5 separate regions of the Homo sapiens genome follow, and all the other regions are linked to region 1. A link is a loop called in an ENCODE intact Hi-C map of the cell type or tissue named here. Cell type or tissue: PC-3. All regions are shown on one strand. Region 1 overlaps HGF (hepatocyte growth factor). Region 2 overlaps CACNA2D1 (calcium voltage-gated channel auxiliary subunit alpha2delta 1). Region 3 overlaps CACNA2D1 (calcium voltage-gated channel auxiliary subunit alpha2delta 1). Region 4 has its middle 290 kb from the start of HGF. Region 5 holds the start of HGF (hepatocyte growth factor).

Region 1 (5,000 bases):
CTTCTGTTGCATGCCTGGAGTAAAACTTGAAAAACTACTTTCTATGCCTTTTCCATTTCACTGCCAAATACTATTCTCACTTTTCTTCCTTTACTTTCACCACTGTCTATACTACACTATCTATACCACACTACTTTCAGACTCATGTCTACAAAAATATATGTGATACAATACTTATTTTTTATTGGTTCAACTTAAATTTGAAGAAAGAAAACATGTCAATGATAAAAGTTTTACCTACGGAAGGGTAGGGGTGTGTGTGCGTGTGTGTGTGTGTGTGTGTGTGTGTGTGTGTGTGTGTGTATGGCCTCAGAACCAAACATGGACTTTTTCTGAAAACATAAAGAAAACTTTCTCCCACTCTTCTTAAAGCTTTAACTCAATTTCAAAAGTTTACGAACATCATGTATTTCTCCATGAAGAAATCGATGTTCACATTCTCATTTTATATATTGTTAATATATACATATTACATGATTATATTGCTTTGTAATTATTTCCATAAATGTCTCCCTTCTATACTATGAACTATTTAAAATTAAGAAGAAGTGTTTGTATTTTTATAAACATAGTATGTTATATATGGCTTTGTACACAATAGCAGCTCAATTAACAATAATGAATGAACAAATAAAAACAGAGATGGAAGTTAAGGTTTTGACTCTTTACTATGCAACAGACACTGTTCACAATAGTCCCATATAATAGGTACTTTTATTATAAAATATTGCAAATACAAATATGAGTCCTAAGTGGGTTTGGTAACTTGCCCAAGGTACTTAAAAGTGATGGGTCTGGCATTCTTAGGAAGTCTGGATTGAAGTTCTTAACCACTACGCTCTTGGTAGTTAAGATTTTTCTAAAATAGTATACTAACTGTGTCTGTGTATACTCAATCATATAGGCACCTCTACATTTTTATGTTTGCATATTTGATAAACTTAAAAATATGTAAAATATTATTTTGTAAGCATGTTAAAAAAAAGAATAAAAACCTTTACATGTTTTGTAAAAGAATTTTACAGTGTGAAAATGATTTATACAGTCTCTGCAGTTATATAAATAATAAGAACTCAAATCTTCTAAAGATAAATATTATCACCCTTTCACCAGGGAGAAAATGTAAACAAATCCTGGCTATAAATATTAGTTAGAAAAATGACACTGTAAAAATCTTTATTAAAATTAATTTGTGGTATACATTGAAATAAAATGATTTATCTGCAATAGTATTTAATCAAATACTAGTAACCCCCTCAAGTCTTTCAACAGCACATTACTTTTAGTTTAAAAATATTAGTTGAAAAAATTTTTTGAAAACTTGTAAATTATTAGAGTCCTGGCTCCCTTGGTTTGTGATTATAAATGAAATCACAGTGCCTTGAGATACTATAGGGCATTTCACTCTTAACCATGCATATGTGCTAGATAGAGCTGCTGTGATTTTTAAAAATCTGGAAATCTGTAGAGGAAGCAAAATAACTTGTTTTAGAAGGCAGATAATTGCCTTTTTCCTTCTTCCTACACCATTATATATTCTATGAGCCTCCATTAGTCTTAACCATAGAGACTTAACAAAAACATAGTGCTATAAAACTGTACTTAGAAAAATAATAATCTTTTAATAATTTTTAAATATTTTTGTATGGCATTCTCTGAAAAAGTAGGTGTGTTTCTTTTAGTATTAACATTGAGCCTATGCCAACCTTAATATGGGAAAAGTGAAGAACATTAGGAAAACAAATTAATTTGAAAGGCTATGATCATGGCTGATAAAATGAAAATAAACTTATTAGAAATGCCATTTATTTGCAAACATATAATATATTTAGTTATTTATTATTATACAGAGTTTCCCAACCTATTAAAAATAGATGGAGCAGCTCCAAGTCTTAATTATAGGTAGACTTGATTAACATCATATTTTAAAAGTTTGCCTTTAATGCTAGAATTTCATAAAACATGACTGCTGTTTCCATTTAAGGTGAAATTTACCTCTTTAATTTGACATAAATTCTAGAAAAACACAGACTTCTGTTGTATTTCATTTTTTAAAAGCAACATTATTATTTCTTCAATTTAATCTCTTTTTAGAGTAGATATTTTTGCTGCTGTTCTCAAGGTACTTGCTACTACTAGCTTGTCTCACAAGAAAAACATTCTTAAAACAAAGTTTTTATCGAACTTATAAAAGTATTTCCTTTCTAAAGAGAAGGTGGTTTAACATTGTGGTAAAGGATGTTCGTTGTAAACATAGAGTTACAGATACATAGTATAGTAAAATGGTCTCTTTCTACTGACACAGCTTTATAAAAAGGCTTTTTCACTCAATAACATATTTAAGACGTACTTCCATCTCAATACGTATTACTAGACATCAGTGGTTACCAGTGGAAATGATTTTGCCCTCCAGGGGACATTGGCAATGTCTAGAGATAGTTTTGATTGTCACGACTTGGGGCAGGTGTCATGCTACTGGCATCTAGTGGATAGAGTCCAGGAATACTACTAAACATGCTACAATGCACAGAACAGCATCTACCCCAAAATGTGGGTGTGCGGAGGCCCAAAAATCCTGATCTATGTCAACATTATTACTGCTTTTGATACATTTTATCAAACTAACTTCCAAGCAGGATTTTGAATTCACACTGTAAGTAGCATAGAATTGAGACAGACTGATTACCCAGGTCCTCACTAATACTGGATATTTACAATCATTTTATTTGCCAACCTGACAGGTAGAAGTGACTTCTCATGTCTTAAACATTTTTTTCCTACGAATATGTTTTAATGTCTTTTCATTTATTTATTAGCTATATTTTTGAAGATTTATTTTCTACTTTTTTCTCCTGAATTCTCACATCTTTTTCTTACTGATATCTAGGGACTTTTTAATATGAATTATACCAGACATGTATTTTATATGAACTATGTCAAACATGTATTACATGTTTTTTATATAACTTTTACTTTATACACTAATATCTTTTTAACAAAGCCATCTGGGAATCAGATAACTGGGTGGAAAACTCCAGGCTCTTCTTTAGTCTTAAATTAAAGAACTGAGAAGGAAATAGAAGTACCACTAGTTCAGATCTGCTCACGGCTTTTTAGTGGGCTGGGAACTTTGCTGAGAGCTCTGCTATATTCAGAAGCTGAACAGGTAGTATTGGTATTGGGGGGTGGGGAGATCTTTCTAGCCCAGTCATATTAGAACTGTGGCCAATTAATGCTTTCGGAATCCCAATGGAAATCTTCTGAGGGAAGAGAATCTCCATTAAAATGTTAAAATTTCTTCTTATCTATACGAGAGATGGAGAGAGAGAAAGAGAGACCATGTGGTGTGTCTGTGTGTGTGTTGTGTACATTTGTGTGTGTTGCTCTCTGGAGAGCTTCCTCATTTGGGAATAAATGCCAGACCACCTATATTATTTACAACTTTTAGATGAAATGTAGTACATTTAAAATATTTCACAAGACACCAATCCCTAACTGTACTTACAACGAGAAATAGGGCAATAATCCCAAGGAATGAGTGGATTTCCCGTGTAGCACCAGGGTCCATGAGCATCATCATCTGGATTTCGGCAGTAATTCTCATTCAGCTTACTTGCATCTGGTTCCCAGAAGATATGACTGTGGAAACAACAGGCCTTGCACATCACAAGATGCTCATTCCATCCAAGAGACACAAAATATTACAAAAAGATATAATCTCAGCACATTACTTTCACTGTAGATACAGCATAACCTTTTACTTGGGATGAATTTTAGCTATTTTGTTTGAGGTCTGTTTGGTTGCTACTGTTGTTCCTACACTTTAGAAGCAGATTCTCTAACTTGGAAATATGGAAGAGGGCTCCATAATTGGCATATTAGGTTTTGTGATTTTGCCTCTATTTGGTAATCCCAGTGGCATGGTAATGATACTTCTGTGCATAGAAATAAGAAAAACATTGTCTAAAGCAAGCAGATGGCAAAGATTAAAACTATAAAATACATAAAAAATACAAGCTATTATACAAGTATTTTTTTACATTTTAGATACAAATGAAGCATCACTAGCCATATCACTATGACAGAGTACAAGAAGATATACTGAAATGAATAATGTGTTAATTAAATAATTAAAATTCTAAATTTTACTGATCAGTTACAAAATATTATTTTGACAGATAACCGAGCAATACTTTATTTCTAATTCACATCTTAACTAAATTTATTACAAAAGAAAAGCAAAGATTGTAAATTTACTGTAAATTATTTTATAAGGCCATTTTCATTCATGTAACATCAATATTTACATTTACCTCAATAACATGAATGAAGTCAATTCTACATGGCCACTTTGACTGATCATAAAAGTCATTAAAACTATTCATCTTACTGAACTTGTTTCCAGTTATTAATTGCTACCATGCTTGAATATAATTAATGTGTCATTTTAAATAAAATTTTAAAAAGCTTGAACATGGAAACTTGGACTATATTTCCAGACCAAGTTTCATTTTTCTGGACCAAGAATAACAGTAAACACATATAGTACTTATTACATGCCACATTGTGTTGTAGGTTCTTTGTAGATATAACCTTAGACCAATCTTATGAGATAGTCTTTAAGGTTATGCCATATTACATTTGTGGAAATTGAAATCCAGAGAGGAAAACTAATTGGTGTAATGTCACATGACTTGCAAACACTAGAGCTGGGGTTTGAACCCATGGCTATTTCAAGAGTCAGTGCTCAAAACCGCCATGCTCTGTCTCCTACTTACAAAGTTTGTCCTTAAGCCAAAATGGTACCATGTGACTTAATCCTTGATCAATTTCCTACAAATTGTTTCCAAAAGTCAAACCTAAACTTGATGAATTAAGTATTATTAGAGACCCATTGATAGTTTCTAAATAAATATATCACATATTTTCAGTGGTATGCTGGTAAAAGTTTACCAACTGGTACTTTGAGGTATGTGTACGGTGAGGATGAAGATGAGGAA
Region 2 (5,000 bases), 240 kb after region 1:
CTTTATTCCTTTCTCATTACTCTTTAAAAAATCTAAACCATAGTAAAATTCATATGGTTTTTGCCCCAAAGTTTTCTTCATACAGCATGCGTTACCAGTGGCTAAAATCTTTTGAAGTTACTGTTGCTAAACTCTTACTCTGCCTTTCTTTCCCCATTCAGAACCTGGGACAACTAATTGCATACAGTACAAGCTTAATAATTTTTAATTTATTAAATTTAGAAGTACATGTTTCAAAAGAAAATGTTCTGGTCATTTGGCTAAAAGGTTTTTGATCTTTTTTTCTGAATTATAGCCATCATTTAATTTCCTTCAAAATGCAAATCGCTGGTGAAGACAGCCATCAAATCATGGACTAACTTTTGAATTCAGGTAAGTCTGTACTAAAGTTACCACCAGCAACTTTGAAGACAATCTATATTTAAAAATTTTTAGGCATGTAGATACTGCATAATAATAGGAATAATGCCCCTAGCAAATAATTTGTTCTCCGACATGTCACCTTAACACTCTTACACATTAACTCGTGAGATAGGTAGGTAGTAGTATATTTATTCAACTCTTTAAATGTAGACAGATTATGTACCCAATAATATGCTTTATAAATTGGGTTTGCATAAAATAATAAATTTCTCAATGGACAGAATTGGCTTGCTTTACTTCTTTGATTAATAAATGTTAGCTTTTTGAGTCTTCATAAACTTGTTATCAAAAAGTCTTGTTTGAACACTTGAGTTCTGATGAAGTCCTCATGGTATGGAGCTTCATAACTGTTTTTGTATAATCTATATCCTTCCGGACTCTACCGGGTATAAGGGCCCCTTGGTAGGCTTTGGAGATTATACTACCATTCTACCTTGCTTGTGAGCAGAACCTAATCCAACAGAAATTGCTAGTTTTAGCCAGACTACATTGGAGCATAGACCATAACCTTTATGGTCCTTAATGTGGGAAACAACTGCCAACTAACATTTCAGTATTTTTTGTAATGATTTTTTTCAACTTAATTGTTTCAGAGAAAATAATACTTCCTTTGATATCATTATATCAACATTCAAATAGCACTAAGTGGATTCACTGTTCTATACAGATAACTGTGTTTTTAAATACTGAAAGCATATTTTGTTAATGTAAAATATACATCATCGATATTATGTATTCCTTTGATACAATAATATAAAGGAATCTCAAATGTTTTCTTTTTGGAGATCAGAAGGATATAGATTATACTTCTACAATTATGAAGCTCCATACCATGAGGACTTCATCAAAACTCAAGCAAATGAAAAAGCTAACATTTATTAATCAAAGAAGTAAAGCAAGTCAATAATTGTCCATTGAGAAATTTATTATTTTATGCAAACACAATTTATAAAGCATATTATCTGGTACATAAATATCCTAGTTGAGTCCATGGTGATATATAATTATTGCCATGATAGATTTATAATTATAGTTCAAGGAAAGTACCATAATAGGAAAATGTTATTTTGGTGGGGGGGGGGGGGGGTGGTGGTCTTAGGTTAAAAAGATTTTAAAGTCACTGTTGCTATATATATATATATATATATTTTTTTTTTTTTTTTTTTTTTTTGGAAATGGAGTCTAGCTCTGTGATCTAGGCTGGAGTGCAGTGGCACAATCTCAGCTTACTGCAACTTCCACCTCCTAGGCTCAAGCAATTCTCCTGCCTCAGCCTCTGGCGTAGCTGGGACCACCATGCCCAGCTAATTTTTGTATTTTAGTAGAGATGGGGTTTCACCAGGTTGCCCAGGCTGGTCTCGAACTCCTGACCTCAGGTGATGCACCCACCTCGGCCTCCCAAAGTGCTGGGATTATAGGCTTGAACCACTGCACCCAGCCGTTGCTATAAGTTTTTAAGAGAAAGGTAAAAAGAGAGCTGGCCTACTCAAGAGCAATACTTACATATTTTTTAGTGTAACTGATAACCTATAAATCTTATCTAAAAATTCTATGATTGACAGAAGTAAGCTTTTGAATCAAAAGGGAAAATAAGGACAATTATAGAAATATAATTTGATTACACTTTTCTTGTGTAATGGTTGACTACCTATGAACTTCTTTCAGGAATTAATAATAATTCAAATAATTGCCTATATATCAATTTTTAAAATGTGTATATGAAGATATTAAAGCAACGTTTCCTTACTTTGGCGTCTTTTGCCATGAAAACTATTCTTTTATTATGCCAGAAGACTTGTGGTTATTTTCTGAGACTCCCTCTGCTATTCTACTCCCCACCCTCTATCACCCCTGCCTGTGAATTCACTCCATTCATAGTAATGGCCACATCTCCATCTAGTGGCTTCCTAATCAATGACTACTTGGAAACCAATGACAAACACAACGAAAGTGCGTGCTCTAGTAATACATCATGATGATTCCAGAGCATTAGAAAAGAAATTGCAAAACAGTAAATGAAGAACTAAATGCAAATCCAAGACCCAAAACATCTCTTTAGTAGTATTGAATAGAGAACTCAGAAATTTCTTAAAAGGTTAATTAATAATTTTGGGCTAGATAATGTATATTAAATAAAATGAACTTAGAAACTAGAAGCACTTATTCTAAAATATTTCAATAAGAATATTTTGAGAGTAAAAAATCTAAAAAGTTATTTAAGTCAGATTTATTTTAAAAAGTAGAAAAATCTGAAAGGAATTGAAAGAGTGCATTAAATTTGTGTTAGCATCTTTTGTAAATAAATTGAGATAACCACCTCTAAAAATTGTCATTAGGTAGTTCTCATAAAATACCATGAAGCCTGTATATCTGTCTCTGTAATGACAATTTTTACACAAAAACTTTATGAAAAATGATTTTTACATAAATATTGAATATGTTTCATTTAGGATTAGAAATGTACATGCCATTTGAAATCAGCTATTTACAAAACAACAACATTGGTCCTGAGATTTTAATAACCTGGTTTCAGGAACATTAATATCGCAGATTTAGGAATATGGGTGATTTTCTAGAATTTCAAGCCAAAAACAAAAACTAAGAAAAATTAGAGAAAGTGACTGACCATCCACACCACATGAAAACTTGCAGTAAAATGAAGATAGGAGCTGACATCATGGTACAGGCACGACTCGTTGTGCACTTAAGTTGATCCTATTAATAACGGGCAAAGTAGCAAGTATAGGAAAAGGAAAGAAAACACAGAAGACATACAAGATGAGATTTCATGCAATTTGCTGGCAGTTAACGTGAGTCTCCATCCAGAGCAGATTCACAGTGACCATTGCAAATAAGCATTACCAAAATAACTCCACTGCTAAAGAAACACAAGATATTATTAGCACACCAAGCTACTGAGCAACAGTTGTACTTTCACACACAACCCATTTATAGGAGCTTCAATTGCTGAACATTTTTGTCTTGGTCAAATCCTTTTAATGGCTTGATCATAAGATATAGCCTCCTAGAATAATATTTTGGGCAATAGGCTTTTAAGTCACTTTTCAAGTTCATCTGAATTTAATATTTCTAGTGTCAAAAAACTGGTGACAAATAGTTGATGAGCGAAGTTTCTCTAATGAGTGACATGACCCTTGGCCCTTCATAAAACATTCTTTGGGGGAATAATTTTACATGGGCAACGTGCTGAAGTTGCAGTAGACAGAATAACAGGAGTCCGCCTATCTGGACTTAATATATCTTAAAAAGAAAAAAAAAACGCTTAGTTGCAATGTTGAATTACTCTCCCTAGCAAGGATCAATAATCCCTCACAGAGATAACTGGGATTGACTGGCTAATACATCTTTCATTTTTAGTCCCCATTACTGATTTTATTACTTCTTTGTGCTATTTTTAATTTATATTATCTAATTGCATAATATTATCTGTGAAAATGTTTTGTCCTTTCTGGGACAAATGCAGCTATGTATTTGAGTAGGTAAACTAAATAACTCAAATAATTTATGAGATAATGCTTTACAAGTTTGGATATTCATTGGTGTGTGCACACACTGAAGAATCAGAATTAGGAAGTATTGTATTTAAAATTAGTTAAAAAGAGGTAGACAGAGATTTTTATGTAGACTTCATCTTTGAGAATAGATTAATATTTCTTAAGAATTTTAAAAGCATAAAGCTAATGTAGTACATACTGATGACATATTACCTACCTTGTATATAATCAATACACAGTAAATCAGAATAGTATTTATTAGAGAAAGATAGCTGAACTATAGGAAAAGTAGTAAGCCATCTTTAAGTGACATATATTAAATATGATTTGTAATATTTTATCAAACCCTATGTAATTGACCTGGTCTAGTTTCAAACACTAGAAAAAGAAATTAGTACAATTAAAGGAAATAATAGAAGTCTAATATGTGATAGCATCAGAAACCATCCAAAAGAAACTAGAACTCTGTAATAATAAGACAATGGCTGTATAACAGGTTTTTCAATTCACACTAGAACTCTGTAATAATAAGACAATGGCTGTATAACAGGTTTTTCAATTCACTGAAGACAAATATAACTAACAAAAATATAATAAAATTAACTTTTATATCTTCAGGATTGGAATATAAATGGAGGCAACAAATATACCATAATTAACATTTACTATGAGTTAAATTGATTGGAATTGTGTTTGAAAGCACAATTTCTGTGGGAAGGACATATAAAAGAAGCAACTGTCAAGTTTATGCTAACCATGAAAACTACTGAAATGAAAAAAATCTACCAGCAAGTATGTCATGTTAATGAGAAAAACTATGGTTAAGACATTACGTTTGAGTTAAAATTGCAATTTGTATCCTTGAATTCTTGCGGACAGTGACCATTAATTTATAGTATTTTAATCCAGTAGAAGTGTGATCTTACCAAGACATTGTTATCAAAGCAGACATCAGGCCCTTTTCGGTATCTGGGTTGCTTAACCATGTCACAAGGATTTGGACCGTCAGCTAAAAGAGACTTGTTAAGGAATCTCATGTTAGTTTTTTTCACATGATTAAAA
Region 3 (5,000 bases), 300 kb after region 1:
ATATTACTTATTTTCTATAAAAGTTGGCTGACACATATAAATAGATATTCTAAGCTCCTAGGATTTTTAAATATAATCAAAATATTGACTGTTCCTAACATGCTATAAAGTATGCAAATATTTTAAAATCAATAGAGAGTTTTTATAATTTATTTATTGAAAGACATTGAATTTAAATAATAGTGTGAAAGTATAAAAGGTAAATTCCATGAGGTCAACCTATACTTAATAAAATTATTTTTACATATATATTGATTTTTACTAATTTAGTAATCTAAGTAAACCCATACTCTCAGCTCAACATTTTAGCTATTTCTAAAAATAGACATGCAGAAAATCACTTTTCCATGAGTTCAAATTCCAGTTTGAACTATGTTAAGAGCTTTTCCCTAATTCATGTTGACTGACTATTTGAATGGACATTTTCTAATTGTTTTGTATCTTTTAACTGTTGCACATGATTTCAGAGTACAAATCTCAAAAGAGATTTCACATCTGTTCTCTGTTCTTTCACTGGTCTTGGCCACACAGATCACATTATAACAATCCCTGCCCCCAAAACGTACATCAGGGATGTTGCTATTTCATTTGTAAGGTTTTAGGTGAGCCACTCTTACATCATCCAGGTTTGCCTTAGCTGGTTACGTAAGAGGCCACATGGTGAACATAATCCAAGCTTTAAATACTTCAAACTGTAAGAATAAATAATTGTTTCTAAGTGAATGACAGAAGTTGGTTTTTTTCTCTCTCTCAATCTATCTTTCTCTCCAGGAATTCCCAATCAAAATGCAATGGTTTCATTTTCTTTAATTCATCAGTTAGGTCATTTTTGGGTCTGTCTATAAATTTCAATGTAGGGTTACTGCTTACAGAGTTGAGCTTCTAAATGGAAATATTTTTATAAGCAGGTTGACCACCCTAACTGATAATTCAATTTAAATGCCATACCCTAAACAATCATCAAATGAATTCAAGTCAGGGAAAAAGTCCAGATGCTCCAGGAAGCACTGGGGGATCTCTCTCATAACTAACATTTGAACCCATACCTCAAATTTTCAACGGAAGCATGGCTTTGCCTAGAAGTTCCTGTTACCACAACAATCATCTAGTAAAACATTTTTCATAAAATACTTTTCAGTAAAAAAATAAACAAGTAAGACTATATGAATCTTATATCTATGTCTCAGAAAGGCAAGCACTTCTAATAACATCGAGGCTACACTCAGATCCACACATATGATTATTTGACTGATGTTATCATTCAAATAGTCCAAATAAACACTAGCCGCCCGCCCCCCCCCCCCAAAAAAAAAGCTTGTTGCTTTATTTATTTTGCTATAAAAGTTTCACTTAACTTCTACGTGTTTGCTTACATGGACCCCTCAGAGGTTGTCAAAATTAAGGTATTTGGGATCAGGGCTGGGGTAGTGCACATTCTGTCAGCTTTAATTATAATTTTTGAAACACGCCAAACTCTTTTGTAAACCTCTTTGTTCTTTTTCTTGCATAGGTTCTTGGCTACTTAAATGTAAGCTGCATTAACTAACTGAATCATTCCCATGTCATCAATGTATAATTTGTACCCCTTTTCTCAATTTTCATTTGCCTTGTTGTAGAGATTTTTAAAGACATTATTTTCCTGAAATTTTATTCCAAGTGTTTACTAAAATCCTAATTGCAAATGCAACCTTCTTTATAATTTATACAACTGCTTTACCATTACAATATTTACGCAATCTAATATACCCAAGATTATTTTATCTTGGTTTTACGTATATGTATGTATATATACACACACATACAAACACATATGCACATAGGTATTTAATGATTTTATGGATTATATAGATTATCTTAGAGCTTTCTATAATGATCTTATAAATATATATTCAGTTGAGAAGAAGTTTAATATAAGTCATTCAAAACTTAGGATCTATTGTAGTGCCTTACACACATTCTTTGACAGTAAAAAATCAATATAAAAAAATTTCATTCCCTAGCGCCATACCATTGTTGAACTTGTTTTTTCTTTGTACATTTTAGCTAATTACATAAGAATTTTAACTTCACTGATTTCATAAACTTTCACATTACATATTGTATAGTGCATATAAATAATGTATTGGTTAAATTTAAAAGAACTTTTGTGTACACAACTTTCCACTTGGAATTGTAAATGGTTTCATTCCTCCTATTCCATACTATGCTACTGCCACCATGTGGAATAGTCAATGAACTAAATTCCAGATGCTAAAGTCCACAGAGATGATTGATACCCTGCTTCTTCAGATGTTTTTTTTTTACTTCTTTAAACTTACAGTTCTTGTTTAACCTTAATTTTGGAGTTATAGAAAAATAAAGTGATTCCTTGAAATATGTACAATTTAAAACTTAAGGTAAATTACCTTCTCAAAGATGTGTATTTGTACAGTTCTTTTAAGCACATTTGCATGATCTTACATAAAAACAAAATGACATACAAAAATAACTCAAAATGCTTAACTAGTAGTCACACAAGCTAAATATTTCATCTTAACTCTCACTCAAGCAAATCACTTACATTAGAGGAGGTCTACATCCAGGCTAAGGCGACTTTTGTGGAGAAAAAATTCCTTTACTCATGCCTAGTAGTATATTTATAATCACAACACTAGGTTCATATAACAAATGCACATGAAAACTTTTCTGTTGTGAGTAAAATGTTCCTAGAAAAGTAGCTAATTGTTTCTCAACATATATGATTTTATGTAGGCTCATCTTTCAAAATGTTTGCTTCTATGAAATTTTCATCATAGAGTCACACAAGACATATACAGTAACAGATGGCTTTGACAAATATTTTTCATAATGCTGGAGTACAGGTCTTCAACAGAAATACTGTGGGAAGCTAGTATTGAATAAACGTTGGATTGGGCTTTAAAAGTTCCAAGATTATACAATTTAGCTTCTATTGTAGTGTCTTACTCATAAATGAAAACAAATGTTTGTTAAAAACAAGTGAATAGATGCTTGAGTGGTTTCTACTTCTTACCAGAGGGTAAGAAGACTTTGGTGTTATCCAACATATCAGTAAGTTCATTACAGTATGTGGTAAGAGCAGGACCAAAACTGGGCTATTAGTGTCTTGCATTTTGCAATTTGGGCTGTTTCACTATACTTACATCATCATACATTCTTAATCTTTTTATTTAATATTAAATAAGCAGACATCCTTACTGGAGGTAAACAACTTTTTAGGCAAAATATACTTAGTACACTTATTTATGTACTATATTATTCCTTGAAAATAAAAAAAATTCTTATAATTCTGGATTCACACATAGTTATATAATTGTAAAAGCAATAGTAATTTGGGGAGCAGACTTAATAAAATTGAACTTAAATCCAGGTGTGGTGGCTCATGCTTATAATCCCAGCACTTTGAGAGGCTGAGGTGGGTGGATCACTTGAGCTCAGGAGTTCAAGACCAGCCTGGGCAACATAGTGAGACCCCCATCTCTACTAAAAATACAAAAATTAGCTGAGCATGGTGGCTCACGCCTGTAATCCCAGCTACCCTAGGGTGCTGAGGCAGGAGAATCGCTTGAACCCAGGAGGTGGAGGTTGCAGTGAGCCTAGATCACACCACTGCACTCTGTCTGGGCAACACAGTGAGTGAGATTCTGTCTTGGTGGGGTGGGGGTGGGGTGGATGGGGTAATTAACTTAAAAATTAAATTCGTGGACAGGTGCAGTGGCTCATGTCTGTAATTCCAGCACTTTGGGAGGCTGAGGCAGGTGGATCATGAGGTCAGGAGATCAAGACCATCCTGGCCAACATGGTGAAACCCCGTCTGTACTAAAAATACAAAAATTAGCTGGGCATGGTGGCACACACCTGTAATCCCAGGTACTTGGGAAGCTGAGGCAGGAGAATTACTTGAACCCGGGAGGTGGAGATTGCAGTGAACTGAGATCACACCACTGCACTTCAGCCTGGTGATGGAGTGAGACTCCGTCTCAAAACAAAAAACAAAAAACAAAAAAAATTAAATTCCTATGGCTTTTTCATAGTTATAAACTTACATAATTTTACTTTTAGTTGTTTCAAAACTATTTTTCTTCTGAAAGGAACATTATAATTCCAATAATTAAATTTGGTATTACAGCTCTGGCCTACTTGATTTGAGAAGACTTTTAAGTAAGAGCAGTTTTGGCTATTTACAATGTATTACTGATTTGTTCCTTATATCCCACTGATTTGTAACTTTATCCTACAGTTCTGACTTCTGCTAATCTGTTTTTGTTTTGTTTTGTTTGAAAACTAAAATACTTGTCTTCAATTAAGAGTTTTCCAAAGCCACAGGGTCAACCTATTTTAAAAAGCCATAGGAATTTGTTTCCCAGCAGAACCCAGTTACTGGAAACTGTCACCTCAACAATTATCAGTTACCCAGAGTTCAACTTTAATTTACAATAGGCAAATCTCCAAAGAATAATGGAAATTAGTCTATGAAGAAAGCCAATAAAAATAAAATAAAAACTTCAGCCTTCGAATCATGTTAGAAAAATGAAGTCAGAAATAGGTTATATTAATCTACTCTGTGTACTAAAATTTTTGGCATTAAGCCTATGAAAATACTAGATTGGATGGAATATTTTAGGGTAAAATTCTAATGTGGTTTCCATAATTCACAAATACATCAGAATCCAGAGCATTTGACTAGCCTATATCTCCAGTTTTATAGCATTATGTAATAAATAAAAGTGTCCAAATTCACCTTTCACACTTTATTTTATAAAGCCCAAGGATCTGAAAGTTACTTGCAGCCTGCAAAGTTTTGGTGATCCACCTTAGCCTATGAAAGCTGTAAGGAGCAGATCCCTGTGGGGAAGTCTTGCTGTCTGACTTGAAGGCAGGCTCCTGGGTGGGCAAATTATGATTAGCATAGCCACAGAGCTGCTCAGAGAAAGACACAGACAAATGGCCAGTCAGGCGCATTCTGCATGAGGTTACGGAAT
Region 4 (5,000 bases), 230 kb before region 1:
CCTTTACAGACAAGCAAATGCTGAGAGATTTTGTCCCCACCAGGCCTGCCTTATAAGATCTCCTGAAGGAAGCACTAAACATGGAAAGGAACAACCAGTACCAGCCACTGCAAAAACATGCCAAATTGTGAAGACCATCAAGGCTAGGAATAAACTGCATCAATTAATGGGCAAAATAACCAACTAACATCATAATGATAGGATCAAATTCACACATAACAATATTAACTTTAAATGTAAATGGGCTAAATGCCCCAATTAAGACACAGACTGGCAAATTGGATAAAGAGTCAAGACCCATCAGTGTGCTGTATTCAGGAGACTCATCTCACGTGCGGACACACTTATGCTCAAAATGAAGGGATGGAGGAAGATCTACTAAGCAAATGGAAAGCAAAAAAAAAAGCAGGGATTGCAATCCTAGTCTCTGATAAAACAGACTTTAAACTAACAAAGATCAAGAGACAAAGAAAGCCATTAGATAATGGTAAAGGGATTAATTTAACAAGAAGAGCTAACTGTCCTAAATATATATATGCATCCAGTACAGGAGCACCCAGATTCATAAAGCAAGTTCTTAGAGACCTGCAAAGAGACTTAGACTCCCACACAATAATAACGGGAGACTTTAACACCCCATTGTCAATATTAGACAGATCAACAGGACAGAAAATTAACAAGGATATACAAGACTTGAACTCAGCTCTGGACCAAGCAAACCTAACAGACATCTACAGAATTCTCCACCCCACATCAACAGAATATACATTCTTTTCAGCACCACATCACACTTATTCTAAAATTGACCACATAATTAGAAGTAAAGCAAATGTAAAAGAACAGAAGGCCCAACAAACTGTACAATCAAATTAGAACTCAGGATTAAGAAACTCACTCAAAACGGCACAACTACATGGAAACTGAACAACCTGCTCCTGAATGACTACTGGGTAAATAACAAAATGAAGGCAGAAATAAAGATATTATTTGAAACCAATGAGAACAAAGACACAACGTACCAGAATGTCTGGGACACATGTAAAGCAGTGTGTAGAGAGAAATTTATAGCACTAAATTCCTGTAAGAGAAAGCAGGAAAGATCTAAAATCGACACCCTAATATCACAATTAAAAGAACTAGAGAAGAAAGAGCAAACAAATGCAAAAGCTAGCAGAAGACAAGAAATAAGATCAGAGCAGAACTGAAGGAGATATGAGGCACACACAAAAAAGTAATTCACAAACTCACAATTTCTTTTTTCTTTTCTTTTTCTTTTTCTTTTTTTTTTTTTTTTTTTTTTTTTTTTTTGAGACAGAGTCTCGCTCTGTTACCCAGGCTGGAGTGCAGTGGCACAATCTTGGCTCACTGCAAGCTCCGCCTCCCGGGTTCACGCCATTCTCCTTTCCCCTGCCTCAGCCTCCAGAGTGGCTGAGACTACAGGCGCCTGCCACCAAGCCCGGCTAATGTTTTGTATTTTTAGTAGAGACAGGGTTTCACCGTGTTAGCCAGGATGGTCTCAATCTCCTGACCTCGTGATCCGCCTGCCTCGGCCTCCCAACACAATTTCTTTAGCACCAGTCTTTAGAAATGACTGTGGGAATAGTTCAATTTATTGAGAAATACCTTTCTCCTCTTGCTTTATTTGGTGTTGTAACTCCTTCTTCTACCTTAGTTATTTCTATGCAGAGGTAATTTTCTAGTTGTAGAGTTAGTCACTGATGGACGCCACCTGATTATAGCAAGAGAAGGACTAGAATCATCATGTTCACTAGCACTAGGTTCTTGTGTCAGAGCACAGGACCAGGTTTCTGGAGGCTTCTATTCTGCCAGCAGAGCACAACATTTTTCAGTCACCAATGTGAGGTACAAAGAATGGGGATGATCAATGCCTTAATTCAAAAGTGTGATACATGTTTGACAATGAACAATTTATAGGTTGAAAAAAAAAAGATGTGGCAAGAAGTTCCATGTAATGAAACTTGAAAGCTTTTTAACATTCTGCTTTATAAAAACAGAAACATGAATCGTATAAAAACTGAACTAGTTTTAGATATTTCTTAATATAACATTTTCAAGATAATTTATGTAGAGCATCAGTCTAAGTGTATATTTACATTAACATGTAATAGAAAAAAGGGGATCAGGTCTGATCATCTTGTAAAGAGTTATGTTGGTGGTTGGAAGCGTGGAATTCAGACAAATAGATTATATTATGATTTGATGACAAATTATTACTTTTCTCATGACATTGTATGCATAAAAATATGCATTGTAAGAAATCTATGAAAAACTATGGGACTTCAATTCAATAGAATTTCTCCCTTAGGGTGGCATATATAAAGATTCATAAGAATAAGCAGAAGTATAGTACGCTAAGAAATGGAAATGTTATGAATTTGTAAGTGAAGTTTCTTTTAGTGCCACTAGATGGCATATGTTAGCTGTAAATCTCCCTTGAATAAAGTTTAAGATTTAACGTGACTTGTTTCCCCAGAGTATCCAACACATTTTATTTTAAATATTAATGGATTTTTATATGTTTTCTCAAATATATGACACTCAATACAATTAATAAATAATTGGAAAAATATCACATGATTATTTTTATATCAAGTTAAAACAAGAAGAATTATGTCATCTGCAAACAATTTTGTTGTCTTCCTTTCTAATTTGAATGTATTTTAGTTCTTTTTCTTGCCTAATGGTTCTAGCTAGGATCTCCAGTACTATGCTGAATAGAAGTGGTGTTAAGAAGCATTTTTGTTTTGTTTCTGGTGGTAGAGGAAAAGCTTTCAATTTTTAACCATTTAGTATGATGTTAGCTGTTGGTTTGTCACATATAGCCTTTATTATGTTGAGGCAACTTCCTTCTATACCTAGTCTGTTAAGAGTTTTTATCATTGTCAGGATGGCTGCAATATGGCGGAGTAAAAAGTCTCAGGCTACACACACTCCCCCCACCCCTTGTAAGCTTATCTAGCAATTATCCATAGACCAGAACATCTTCTTCAAAAGCCCAATATTGGAAACGAGCCTGAGACAATGTGGTACACATACCTAAGTGAAAATTGAGTGAGAAGGGTCAGAAGAATGGTCTCCCCCCCCGCCACCACGAAGTTGGCACAACACTGGTTGAAGAGCATTACCCTGGACCCATAGTTTCTGCAGTGGGGAAAGAGAACTGGAGGCAGTCATTCAGCTTCCCTAGCATTTTGAGATGCTTTCTTTCCAGGAATCCCGCCTGTCTCACCTCATAGGGAAAGAAAAGGGTAAAGGCATGGCTAGACCACCTGGGGTCAAGTAGAAACAAAGAAAGAAGGCAGAGGCCACAGTGACTAGCATATGGATCTGTGTGGCACCTCTGTGTTCACACCAGCTGCGGTGCCCAATCAGAGTTACCAGCCAACTTCATAGCCCACCCAGAAAGCTGAACTGATCTTTTTCAGAAGCACAGTGGGAAGTTCAGCCTTGCTTGAGTCCCTAGATGGCTAGCCTCCATGGCCAGGCACACAGCCTACTCTAACAACCCTGCCCAGGTAGGGAGATGCCCCCCTCTGCGCATTTTGAGAATCACACAGGCTAGATATCTTGGGTCAAGCAGTGGCTCCACTCATCCAAAAAGCTTGCCTTATAATCCTGCTGAGGCAGGGAGACAGCCACATGCATACATTTCTAAGAGGCACAAGGGCTAGACCTGTAAAACCTAGGAGTCCAAAGAGTAAGTAACTTAGCTCAGCCAAAAAGCCTGCCCAACAACCTCCCGTGTGCATTTTGCAGGAGTGTAGGAACTAAACCTGCTTGACGCAGGAAGTCAAGTAGCATCTTGACTCAGGCAAAAGTCCACCCTACAGCTCTGACCTAATGGAGGCAACCCTTAATCACACATTTTTAAGGAGCATAGGCTCTTGTCTTGCCCATCACAAGCAGCAACTTTCAAAGCCCAGCCTGAAGCCCTGCCCAAGTGCAGATTCCAAATAGTAAAATTGCCCAGCCAAGGAATACATCTTCTGACTACCCTGACCAGAGAGCATCACAGTACCAAGCCGGCAACTCTTCCTAATAGCGGAGCCCAACCAGTAGCTTCCTCTAATAGCAGAGCCCAACCATTGGTCTCTGCCTAACCAGTGGTCTCTCTGGACAGCAGAGCCCAGCCATCAGAGCAAAGGCAGTGGCCCAGCCAACTAGAGAAACCACAGCAAGTTCTGCCTGGAGTTGTCAGCCCTTTCAGAATCACAGGCTAGACTATTAGTGAAGGTCTGTTCCTACAATGAACACCTGTAAAGGCCAAACGAATGGACCATTTCTTCAAATGCACAGCAAATGCAAGGACACAAGTATTATAAAGAATCAAGGAATCATGACACCTCTACAGAAACTAATAAAACTGCAACAGCCAGAGGCAAGAAAAAGCTAAGCTCAAGCCCAGGACATATAAGTATAGTGGAGCTCCAATGAAAATTTAATTCTCATGGATGTCAGCTCCACCATGGTCAGGATCTTCATTATAAAGAAGTGAATCCTGGAATCAAGACGTCTGAAATGAGACACTTGATAAACTTGAAACTCAGACTTCTCTGAACTTTGTGGGCCTACAAAAGTGGCCTATTCCTCCCTGTTAAGAACTAGTGCTACCTACTGGCTTGAAGACAATCCCTTGCAATTTTACTTTCAGGTCATTCAGGATGAACCTCCAACTCCTCTCCTGGATATCAGACCAATAACTAGGATCAAGTCAAAATATAACCCAACTGACAAAGAGCTGATTCTATGGGGGAAGGAGAGCTGTGCACCAAAGAAGCTGCAAAACCTAGCTAGAGTGTACCAGCAGAAGCTGGGAGAGTACATATGGGACTAAATCCTGAGGGTGTCCAGGTTGAGGGATCTAGAGTTCTGGAACATAAAATTAATAAGGAAGAATTTATCAATATGAATATTGATTAATACCCTAGCACAAACCACAAGAAACAGTGTTAACATATTCCTGGAATCTTGGAAAAATG
Region 5 (5,000 bases), 54 kb after region 1:
GCTACCCATATTTTTTATTTTAAAGGTTATTAAAAAAAACTATCAAACTGGCCATCTAAACAAAGGCGCACCCTCCTTTGATGACAATTTTAGAATTATCCACTTCAGGAATTATTCACAGCATATTTGTAATTCCCAACTGGACTCTCCTTGCCTGCCAGCACTCTTGGGCTGCATTCTGCCTGTACTCAGGAAACACAGTCATTTCTACATTAGGCAAAGTGAAATATAATTACAAATGTATGTCTCCTGCCAAAAGTTCATAATGCATGCCGAAAACAAATAGACACTGCCTACGGTTGATCTACTGTTTGGGTTTTCCACACTGCGTTCCCCTTGCGTTAGCACAGATGAATTCAGGTAACCAGATTCTACTTAAGAACAGTGACATTTTAATCTTTAAAAATGAAAACCCTCAAAATATTAGCCATTATTTCAATTTAAGCTCAAAATCCCCTAAACCAGCAGTCATCTGTGAAGCATTTTTTTCTTCTTCTTCTTGAGATGGAGTCTTGCTCCGTTCCCCAGGCTGAAGTGCGGTGACACAATCTCGGCTCACTGCAACCCCCACCTCCCAGGTTCAAGAGAGTCTCCTGCCTCAGCCTCCCAAGTAGGTGGGACTACAGGTGCCTGCCACCACGCCTGGCTAATTTTTTGTATTTTTAGTAGAGACAGGGTTTCACCTTGTTAGCTAGGATGGTCTCAATCTCCTGACCTCGTGATCTGCCCGCCTCGGCCTCCCAAAGTGCTGGGATTACAGGCGTGAGCCACCGCACCCGACCCTGTGAAGCGATTTTAACATGACACATGTCAAGCATGATAACCTGCTTGATTTGAACTCACTGCTTTTTCACTTCTTCAGAAATCTTACCTAAATGCTTTCAGAGTGACCCTTTCCAAACAGTGTCATTTTCCAAACGGGCCACTTCACAAAATAAAAGAAAACCAGGTGGGTTGAATGATTTTCCTTTGCATTTAGAAAATTCTTGAGTTTTTTAACCCTTGTACCATATCAAAAACTAGATCAAAGGTCTGATAAATGTCATATTTACCATCTCAAAAGATACAGCCAGTTCTCTTTTTTATATTGTAAAAAGGCCATGTCTCCATCTGGGCATTTGTTCCCACTCTTTTATTCCCCTGCGCCTACCCTTGATATTCACTGCCTTCTCCCGTTGGCACCTCAGCCTCTACAATGATACAACAAAATACAGATGTTTCCTCTTGCCCTGATAACAAGAGAAACTTCCCAGAGCAGCAAACGAGATCTCTAAATCTCCAAGCAATATGAACTTTCAAGCAACTCCTCCCCAAACGGCAAATCCAAGGGAGAAAGTGGGAGACAGAGATGGGCAGTTCTGCAGCTTTAATCAAAGTCTCCGTGCACTGCAGTTTCAAAGGGCAGGCATCCGTACCCAGAAAGAATAAGATCTTTAAAAAGAGGCTTTCTCTTTCATTTTTATGATATGCAAATACTCAGAGTTTATTCTGCCTCCTCAAAATGAAAACCTGTACAAAGTCGTAATTTGGCTCCAAATGTTGACTAGGTGATGTGGAGTAGTGCATTATCATGAAAAATTGTTCTCTGGAAAAGGATGACTTCCTGCCGGACTGACCATCACTCTTGCCTCTTCAGACCAGACCCTCTCTTTAGCTTTAAACTTGTCCAAAGCAGCCAAGTTCAGCCAGTATTAGCACTTCCTCCCTATCTCATAATCCACAACTATTAGGCTAAGTGGGACGGGGCTTGGGTTGGAGGTGGAGGGGAGTTGAGGGAAAGTTAATTATCATTTTAAATGCTATTCAAACAACAACAAAAAAGAATGTCAAAAAAAGCATAATGAGAGCTTTTAGAAACCTATACTACATACTGAGTTCAGAAAGGATGCTGGGAATAGGGTAAAAAGAGGGTGTTAAAAGGAATAGGGAAGGTTAGCAGGAGAGTTAAATACTAATACTAATAATGAAGAAGAAGAAGGGAACTAACCTGCATAGGGGATGGCGATGGGGAGCAGGAGGAGATGCAGGAGGACATGCTGCAGCAGCAGGGCTGGCAGGAGTTTGGTCACCCACATGGTGCTGCTGGACGGGCTGGCGGATCCCTCTGGAGGAGATGCCTGGGTGAAAGAATCCTGTTCGGAGTCAGTGCCTAAAAGAGCCAGTCGGCTCTGAGCTGCTTTTTATTGCGATGAGCTAAGTTTGTTGTGTGATTAACTGGAAAGATCTAGGTCTGAACTCCCTCTTACGGTAAGAAACTGTTTAACAACAGCCCTTTACTCTCTTCCAGCCCCCTCCTTTCCTCACTCGCCCCCCCTTCAACAGCACCAAACAGATCCCTGCAACCCCCCCCATTCCCCGCCTCCCCCCAACCCCACGCTTAGGAAAGAAACTTACAAAGAAAAGGTCACCTGGCCTGAGGCCAGCTTCAATTTGGAAGCTGGAGCTCCAGATCCCAGTGGCTCCTATCCGAGTAAGGAAGGGAGGAGCAAGGCTGAGCCCAATGGCTAAATCAAGGCACAGGCAGGGGACCAATTCGCTCAATTTAAACAGGAAAATACATGTGTTTATATATCTATTTGGGAAAAGAGGAAGGGGAAGCAGCATAAGAAGAAAGCGAAGAGCTGTCTTTCAGCCAAATGTGCCCCAGCTCCTAATCTGTCTAGTTTTCCTGCTAGAGCAACTGAGGGATTCAAAACACTGACACAGGTTCTCTAGGGGTTTAGAGACCTGGGAGAGGTGGGAGCGGGGCCAGGGAGGAGAGCCCAGGCACGTCCAGCCCAGGTAGAAAGAGGTTAGTTAAGAAAAGGGTGTGGTATTGTGGGGCCAAAATAAGCAAGCAAAACAAAAGCACGCAGATTGTCAGATGAAAAAATTGCCCCTGCCCCATGGGCTCAGAGCAGGCAGCTTTTTTTTTTTTTTTTTTTTTTTTTTTTTTTCACAAACTGCCAAACTCACGAAATACCACACATTTACCCAAAGTATACAAAATAAACTTGTCTGATCTGACTTTTTAAGAGAAAGTCCAAGAAACAGTCATTGTCCATAGCCTGTCCCTGACAGGTAAATATGCCATGTGGACTTGTACAGGCACACACGTGCACACAACACATTCACACATGTTGGTGTGTATGTACGTATACACTGGTTAGGACTGACTTTCACCGGAAATCCCTCAAGCTGTTTGAATTCGTGAGTACTGAATATGCCTCTCTTTTCCAGCTTCATCTGCCTGTACACGACAGCCAGCTTCCCAAAGTGTAAGTGGAAAGATGAGGAGCTTGTATGGGCATGGGGGGACTCCTAGGTATCAAATCCTTGTGAGATCATTGCCCAGACCCCTCACTTGATTCAGAGAATTTGTCTTTGCACCCAGAGGTGGATGCTCTGGTAACTTTAAGCAAGAGCCTGCTTTATTTCTAATGGATGCTGAGGGATACTTGCCCCTGTATCTCTCTGAGATGGATATTAGTAGAGAACAGTGCCCCTGTCCACAGAGGAAAAGAAAGCAGGCCAAATGTGGGAATGACTAGAGCGGTGGGTAGCTGTACAGAAGTGATTGTGGGGCTGAATTAAACTCATCCACAGAACAGCCTTCCCTCCACATACCACCTTCATTTGTCCTCCAGCTCCCTTACCCCCACTTTCAGGGAAAAACAACCTGCCTGATAAGTCCCTGAGGTTGTGGGATATCTAGAGAAGCTAGGGATTAAGAGAATTCCTTTTGAGGGATCTATTTTATATGACCCGTTTCTATTGCTAATCCTTCTCTTTTATCATTTTCTCCTTACTTAAAAATCATTTGTCAGCCTCTGTCTGGTGTCCCCAGGATCCATTTTACTTTCTTTTTACTGTTCAGTAGACTTTTTGGGAAATCTCAGTTCAATGCATAGCCTGACCGTGACCCTGAATTGCTCCACTGCATCTCTTGTGCTTTATTAGGGTGTAGGGGCTCAGAAAAATGATACCCCAAATGAAGACCTCAGAATCAGCTCTCTCTGACCTTCTCCTGCTCTCCAGTCTCCGGCCCTTCATTCTCCCCCAAGGCGAGGCATAGAAACTAGAATCCCTCTTTCCCAAGGTGGCTCCTAGAAACCAGAACCCTTTTTCCCAAACCAGCCATAAAACCTAAGCATATCACTCTAACACCTCAACTTTCTGTGTGAAATCTGGCCATAAAGACATTATCTGACCTACCTTGTTTGATCGTAGCTCATAAGACCCCATTCCAAAGAAGGTCCTGCCCCATACCCAGAAGGAATGAGTACTGCACAGAGATACCAGGAAGAATCTCACCTTGCCAGGCGTCCCCACTCAGTCTGTTAGCATGAGATCATATTCCTTTTGTCCAGTTGTATTTCTCCACACCTGCCCACACTTTGTTGAACCTAAGCATAAAAATGGACAATTTCTTTTGTAACTTTGGGTCTTTGTTCTAAAGGCTCTCGGGTTGTGTAAAATTATGATCAAATAAATGTGTATGCCTTTTCTTCTATTGATCTGCCTCTTGACAGTAATTTTTTTTTTAGCAAACCTTCAGAGAACAATGGAAAAGTTTTCCCTTGGCCCAACAAGGGATTAAGGCTGTTTTTAAAAGAAGTTAGATTTTTCTGTAAGTAAATTCCTGTAGGTAAGGAAAGAAAAAGAACAGTGTTTCTATTTATTTTTTTCTCTCAGAAAAAAAAACTAGAGTCAGGGTTGTAAATTATTGTTATAAGTTTGGAGCAAAATCCATCTGAGATAAGGGGTTCAGGACATTAGAAAACTGAATAAACTTATTAGGTCACACATTTTCGTGACTTTTTTTACTGTCACATTAAATATGGTAAATACAACTTAAAACCTATATAATTTATATATTCATATTTCTTGACAAAAATTATTTGGTCTTTCTTTACTGAAATTGTTGCTAATATACACTGAGATCTTAATGTATGCTAAGCATCATATTACATACTATTGAAAATTATTTCATCCTTACAGTAAGTTTAAGATTATTAAAA

Evidence for each region. A loop is a pair of places that touch in the nucleus more often than their neighbours do. Peaks named below come from ENCODE experiments on the same cell type or tissue, not always from the same donor. Only the 100,000 strongest peaks of a DNase experiment are listed, where the experiment ranks them.
Region 2: it touches region 1 in a loop (8-fold over the local background); 7 of 110 quality-filtered maps call a loop at or near these places.
Region 3: it touches region 1 in a loop (11-fold over the local background); 13 of 110 quality-filtered maps call a loop at or near these places.
Region 4: it touches region 1 in a loop (5-fold over the local background); 18 of 110 quality-filtered maps call a loop at or near these places.
Region 5: it touches region 1 in a loop (4-fold over the local background); 2 of 110 quality-filtered maps call a loop at or near these places.

Annotation. Positions count from the first base shown.
Region 1 is chr7:81,713,727-81,718,726 of GRCh38, forward strand. It overlaps HGF (hepatocyte growth factor), which reads right to left. Exons shown (of 18, transcript NM_000601.6): 11 at 3,506-3,639. Among named protein-coding and RNA genes, the nearest start is that of HGF, 54 kb to the right of the region's middle. In PC-3, a CTCF peak has its summit at 2,459 (motif pointing left); a DNase peak (open chromatin) is centred at 2,445; H3K4me3 peaks cover 475 bases; H3K27ac peaks cover 615 bases.
Region 2 is chr7:81,954,411-81,959,410 of GRCh38, forward strand. CACNA2D1 (calcium voltage-gated channel auxiliary subunit alpha2delta 1) reads right to left here. Exons shown (of 39, transcript NM_000722.4): 38 at 4,865-4,947. Among named protein-coding and RNA genes, the nearest start is that of CACNA2D1-AS1, 52 kb to the right of the region's middle. In PC-3, a CTCF peak has its summit at 2,315 (motif pointing left); a DNase peak (open chromatin) is centred at 2,321.
Region 3 is chr7:82,015,319-82,020,318 of GRCh38, forward strand. The region is part of intron 12 of CACNA2D1 (calcium voltage-gated channel auxiliary subunit alpha2delta 1); the gene reads right to left. All of the region lies in intron 1 of CACNA2D1-AS1 (CACNA2D1 antisense RNA 1), which reads left to right. Among named protein-coding and RNA genes, the nearest start is that of CACNA2D1-AS1, 8.6 kb to the left of the region's middle. In PC-3, CTCF peaks have their summits at 2,221 (motif pointing left) and 2,425; no DNase peak of the experiment used is centred here.
Region 4 is chr7:81,480,367-81,485,366 of GRCh38, forward strand. No RefSeq gene overlaps it. Among named protein-coding and RNA genes, the nearest start is that of HGF, 290 kb to the right of the region's middle. In PC-3, a CTCF peak has its summit at 2,417 (motif pointing right); no DNase peak of the experiment used is centred here.
Region 5 is chr7:81,767,897-81,772,896 of GRCh38, forward strand. It overlaps HGF (hepatocyte growth factor), which reads right to left and starts at 2,151. Exons shown (of 18, transcript NM_000601.6): 1 at 1,988-2,151. The coding sequence starts at 2,075. In PC-3, no CTCF peak of the experiment used is centred here; no DNase peak of the experiment used is centred here; H3K4me3 peaks cover 457 bases.